2 separate regions of the Mus musculus genome follow, and region 2 is linked to region 1. Evidence: chromatin loops called from intact Hi-C (ENCODE). Cell type or tissue: heart. All regions are shown on one strand.

Evidence for each region. A loop is a pair of places that touch in the nucleus more often than their neighbours do. Peaks named below come from ENCODE experiments on the same cell type or tissue, not always from the same donor. Only the 100,000 strongest peaks of a DNase experiment are listed, where the experiment ranks them.
Region 2: it touches region 1 in a loop (1.8-fold over the local background); 5 of 42 quality-filtered maps call a loop at or near these places.

What each region holds. Positions count from the first base shown.
Region 1 is chrX:73,785,560-73,788,059 of GRCm38, forward strand. Idh3g (isocitrate dehydrogenase 3 (NAD+), gamma) reads right to left here and starts at 1,338. Exons shown (of 13, transcript NM_008323.1): 1 at 1,216-1,338. The coding sequence starts at 1,296. It overlaps Ssr4 (signal sequence receptor, delta), which reads left to right and starts at 1,464. Exons shown (of 6, transcript NM_001166480.2): 1 at 1,464-1,747. The coding sequence starts at 1,681. In heart, a CTCF peak has its summit at 1,401 (motif pointing left); DNase peaks (open chromatin) are centred at 1,112 and 1,412; H3K4me3 peaks cover 2,500 bases; H3K27ac peaks cover 2,451 bases.
Region 2 is chrX:73,914,087-73,916,586 of GRCm38, forward strand. No RefSeq gene overlaps it. Among named protein-coding and RNA genes, the nearest start is that of Arhgap4, 4.0 kb to the left of the region's middle. In heart, a CTCF peak has its summit at 1,063; a DNase peak (open chromatin) is centred at 1,015; H3K4me3 peaks cover 864 bases; H3K27ac peaks cover 1,439 bases.

The sequences.
Region 1 (2,500 bases):
CTTGCATTTTACAAGAATTCCAAGGATTAAACTTGGTATCCAAGCTTGGAGGCAGGTGCCTTTACCCACTCAGCCATCTGGCTGAACCAGAAGTCCCTATTTTAAATAGAATTTCATGTAGCATATGTAGCTCCCTTCCCCAAACAAAACAAGACAAAACAAAAAAGCCCCCAAGACCCCAACAACAACAACAACAAAAAACCCCATGGCATTCTGGAAGGTCAGAGTCAGCAAATGCTTTGAGAACATAAAGTCCTCTCTCCTCACTGGAACCCAGAGAGAAAAGAGAGCTGGCCTAATGCCATATTCTAGGTCAGTGGAAGAGCAAGGCCTAGAGGTCATAGCTCTTATTCCCCAGAGCTAGTTGTTGGTTTTCTGGTGCTAAGCAGTGCTACCCAGGAGCTAAACCAGCTAACCAAGACTCCAAAGAAAGAACCAGGAAAGCAAAGCCCTAGAAGCTTCCAGTCTTAGAACCCTGGTTCACTCTCATTACAGGGGTTTGGGCTTGTTTGTTGGCCTTTTGGTTAGAATCAAGTATCTAGGTGCTTGGTAGGCGGAAGATCTGGAGGGATCAAGGATTATGGATAGCCAGATGGCGGCGGTGCATGCCTTTAATTAATCCCAGCACTTGGGAGACAGAGGCAGGAGGATTTCTGAATTCAAGGCCAGCCTGGTCTACAGTGTGAGTTCCAGGCTACAGAGAGAAACCGCGTGTTCGACGAGACAGAGAGAAACCGGGAGAGGGAACGCGGGGACACAGCGAGAGACACACAGCGAGAGAGATACTGATAAAGTCTGATTTTCCACCTCCACTAGGGCAAAGCAGTCTAAGAGAGGGAAAACCAAGGAGGAACTGAGTCCAGAAACAGGCTTAGATGGTACATGCAAGGTGGGCCAGGACACGTGGCCTCTTCAAAAGGGCTTCCACAAGGACACTACGGAGGGGACACCTAGCTACTGCGGTCTACCTTCCCAACCCTTCCGGAGGAAGGCACAGAGGAGCCAGATCAGAGTCAATTTCGGCCAACCGCCTCACGGACAGCAGAAGCAACCAGTGAACCCCAGAGTGCAGCCCTCTCCCCGCCCCTCCTATGGCTCGCACAGCCAATCGAATTCCGTGTTTGCTCAAAGAGCCGTTACCCGACTCCGGGTCTCAATTGGGTGTTAAGTCCCTCTGTAAGCCTGCAAATGTCCCACCGCCCATTCACCACTCACCTCCCAAGGACGGCAGAGGAGAGTTGGCTTGAGCATTGCCTTTGCAGCACCGCCAGCAGCTATCGCCACCTTCAGCGCCATGACGAAAAGTGAGGACCTCTACAGGTCAAAACATTAAGCACCGTTCTCGCGACAGTTGGGGACAGCGAGAAATCCGGGGTATGGGTTGAGAAAACGCTAGCATTACGCACGCGCACAGTCACACCGGTTCTTACGCCCCCTTCCGGTGCCTAGAGCACTGTTCCGCCATCTTGGGGAGGGGAAGGCTGAGAAGGAGGGAAGTGCGACCGGTTGGGACCCTGGCTAGGGAAGCGGACACGTCAGTGCCGCCAGCGACGTCACCATGCCCGACCCAGCCCGCCGACGCACGATTGGGTGCTGAGGCCGCTTACGCGTCGCGCTTCCTCGTCTGCTCCGCATGTCCAGGGTGGCTTGCTCTCTTTTCCCCTCGGAAGAGAAGAGGCGATGGCGGCGATGGCATCTTTCGGCGCCCTGGCACTACTCCTGCTGTCTGGCCTATCTTGCTGCTCAGGTAGCGGCCTGGCCGGAGCTTGTTTCGGGGCGCGCCCCTGCTGTTGGCAGGTGGTGCTGGGGGGAGGAAGGGTGTGCGCGAGGTGGGGATCTGGCCCTTCCCGGGGCTCGTCGCTACTGACGGGATCTTCCCCCGATGGGTGTTGTGTCGTGGCGACCAAAGCACCACACACACGTTTACCCGACAGCCAGGTTGCTTCCTTGTCTGCTTTTGGGAGAACCCCCAAAGCAGTACCATGCTCCGACCACCAGCTCCAGCAGGGAAGGTGATATGTATGTCCCTGGTTCCTGTGTCAAAAGGTAGTCGCACAAGAGCAGTGCTGGCAGCTACGAACCAATGCTGCATAGGCCAGGCTTCCCCAAGAGAAACCTAAGAGAGGGAGGCAGATCAGAGTAAGGGCACTAGGCGAGTTAGATAGGGAACCGATGAAGTGAGCAAGGGCTTTTAGTGCCCAGAGCCTCGACTTTTTGTGACGCCTTGGTATATCCCACCCCAAAGTTCATAGCAAAATTGAACCGTGCACAGACCCGTTGATATTTGTGAGACATCTGTAACGTGGTAGTGGGGCTGAGCTCAATCTGGAGTGCCGGCATGTGTTTTGAAAGATGTTAGCACCTCAGACCTGAGAGCCTGAACTAAGGACGATTTGGTTTCTGTACATACAGGTAGCCTCTGGCCATCCCTTCTACCCACCCCTCAGAGAATCCTTCAGTCTGTTGCTAGCAGTGTCTTAAAAAGACAAACCTGGCTGTA
Region 2 (2,500 bases), 130 kb after region 1:
GAGATTGTCAAAACAAACAAAACCAAAACCCAACAAGATAAGTAATGGAGGTGCTTACAGTGGTTAAAGAGCTCTTCCAGGGGACAGAGTTCAGTTCTTAAAATTCAAAGGCTGCTCACAACCATTTAATACTTCACTTCTAAAACACTATCTTCTCTCTCTCCACCTTCCCCCCCCCACTAAATCTTTAAAAAGAGAGCAAGGGTTATATATACAGGGTTATTTCTTTATGACAGGGTATCACAATGCAGGCCAGGCATTGAAATGTTTATATTCAGCATGAAGTTATAATGGCCAATATATTTAACTTCATACACTTATCAGAATACACTTAGAGCTGCCTGCCTATCTCTGGAGCTCTGCAAAACATTTTTGAATATGTGGAAGGATGTATACTTGGTCCTGAGGGATGATGACCACAGGGCTGATAAGCTCAGACTGGCTGGCTACTCTGGACAGAGGGAAATGAGAGGATAGTAGGGCTCAAAAGAGAAAAAAAGGATTGGAGAGGGCTGGAGAGATGGTTCAGGTTCAGAGCACTGACTGCTCTTCCAGAGGTCCTGAGTCAATTCCCAGCAACCACATGGTGGCTCATAACCATCTGTAGTGGGATCCAATGCCCTTTTCTGGTGTGTCTGAAGACAGTGACAGATACATAAAATAAGCAATTCTTTAAAAAAAAAAAAAAAAAAAAGGAAAGAAAGAAAAGATTAAGCATGAAGGTAAGGCCTGGAGAAGTGTCCCTAGAGTCACCCTCAGTCTCCGCTCATAATGTAAGAGGCAGACGCCGCCAAAGCAGGGGAAGTGCTGGGCCCCCAAGGCCTAGCAGGCCTGTGGTTTTCCCCTTCACAGCTCTGACCTCCGCCCAGGAAACCTAACCTACTAGGAGGCGGGGCGGACAGCAGAGTTTCAGGCGGCCACCAATGACACCTAAGCAACCAGTGCAGAGGGCGGGCCTCGAGAGGATTCTGTAAGTGCTTTAAGAGGATCTGCAATCTCCCCCACCCACCAACTCTAAGACAGGATGGAACCACTGCGCATGTCCACCGCTTTACCACAAGGCGGCAGGCCTAGCGCTGCAGAACCAATCAGAGCTTGAGAACTAAGAACGCCACTGGCTTGCGAAGGAACTGACGCCAGCACGCCGGGTGGAACAAGCCACTCGACTCATACAAAGGGAAGTCCGTAATTTTAGCCAACCAGACGCAGGTTTTTTTTTTTTTTTTCGAGACAGGGTTTCTCTGAGTAGTCCTGGCTGTCCTGGAACTCACTCTGTAGACCAGGCTGGCCTCAAACTTAGAAATCCACCTGCCTCTGCCTCCCAAGTGCTGGGATTAAAGGCCACCACTGCCCGGCAAGAACGCATTTTCGTTTGAACTAGAGGACAGGGTGCGGCTGTGATTTTTCCTCCCCGCCCTTCAGTCGCTTCTTTCTCAGTTTCTAATAGATGGTTTGTACAACCAAAGTACTAAGCTCCAGGACAAATTATTCCACATAGTGGCGGATCGCTGTGCCACTTGCAGGAGCAAGGACATTATTAGTAAAGTGACAGCTCTGATATAAGGTGCACTGCAGTTAGGTGAGCGGCCTAAGGAGAGCCCACCCAGGACCTAGGAGCCACAAGTGATGGTCTTAAAGCAGCACATTTAGAGGAGCAAATGTTAAGGCAAGGGTGACGGTGTAACAAAACGTTCAGAAGTGAGGACTCTCTTTTTGTCTTTTTAGTTCAATTATATTTGAGTTTATGAACCTAACAGAAGTCGCAAAAATATTAGAAGTCATTGAGGGTATCCTGATGGCAGTCAAGAACTAGACAATGCATGGAACTGTCTTGTCTTGTTTATCTGCACAGCCCTATCCTGGAACTCACTTTGTAGATCAGGCTGGCCTGGAACTTAAAAAGATCCACTTGCCTCTGCCTCCCAAGTACTGGGATTAAGTGTGCCACCACTGCCCCACAGCAAATACAAAATATTAATGGAGGAATGGCTAATGCCTGTAATCCCAGCACTTTAGAGCCTGGGGCAGGATTGACACAAGTTTGAGGCCAGCCTGGGCTACGTAATGAGTTCCAAGCTAAGAATGAGAGATCCTGTCTCTCAAAAAAAAAAAAAAAAAAAAAAAAGGTTACAGATAGGAAGAGCCTAAGCACCTGGGGCTAGGATCTCTCCAGATAAGTGCAATGAGCAGTTGGACTTGGGCATTTGGGGTTCCAGAAGCTCCTACTGATGAGAACAAGTATGACCTAGGGTAAAGGGCTGAGAGGGGCATAAGGGGGCAAAGCAGTACAGCAAAGAACATCAAGGTAGGAGAGCTGCCTCTGAAATGTGAGGCTGACTAGAAAGCCCAGGAAATCATTTTGTTCAGCCCTAGAAAATTACATTAGGACAAAAAGGACATTAATGAGGCCTATAGGCCAGACACGTGACATCAGAATATAGCACCCAGCCGGGCGTAGTGGCGCACACCTTTAATCCCAGCACTCGGGAGGCAGAGGCAG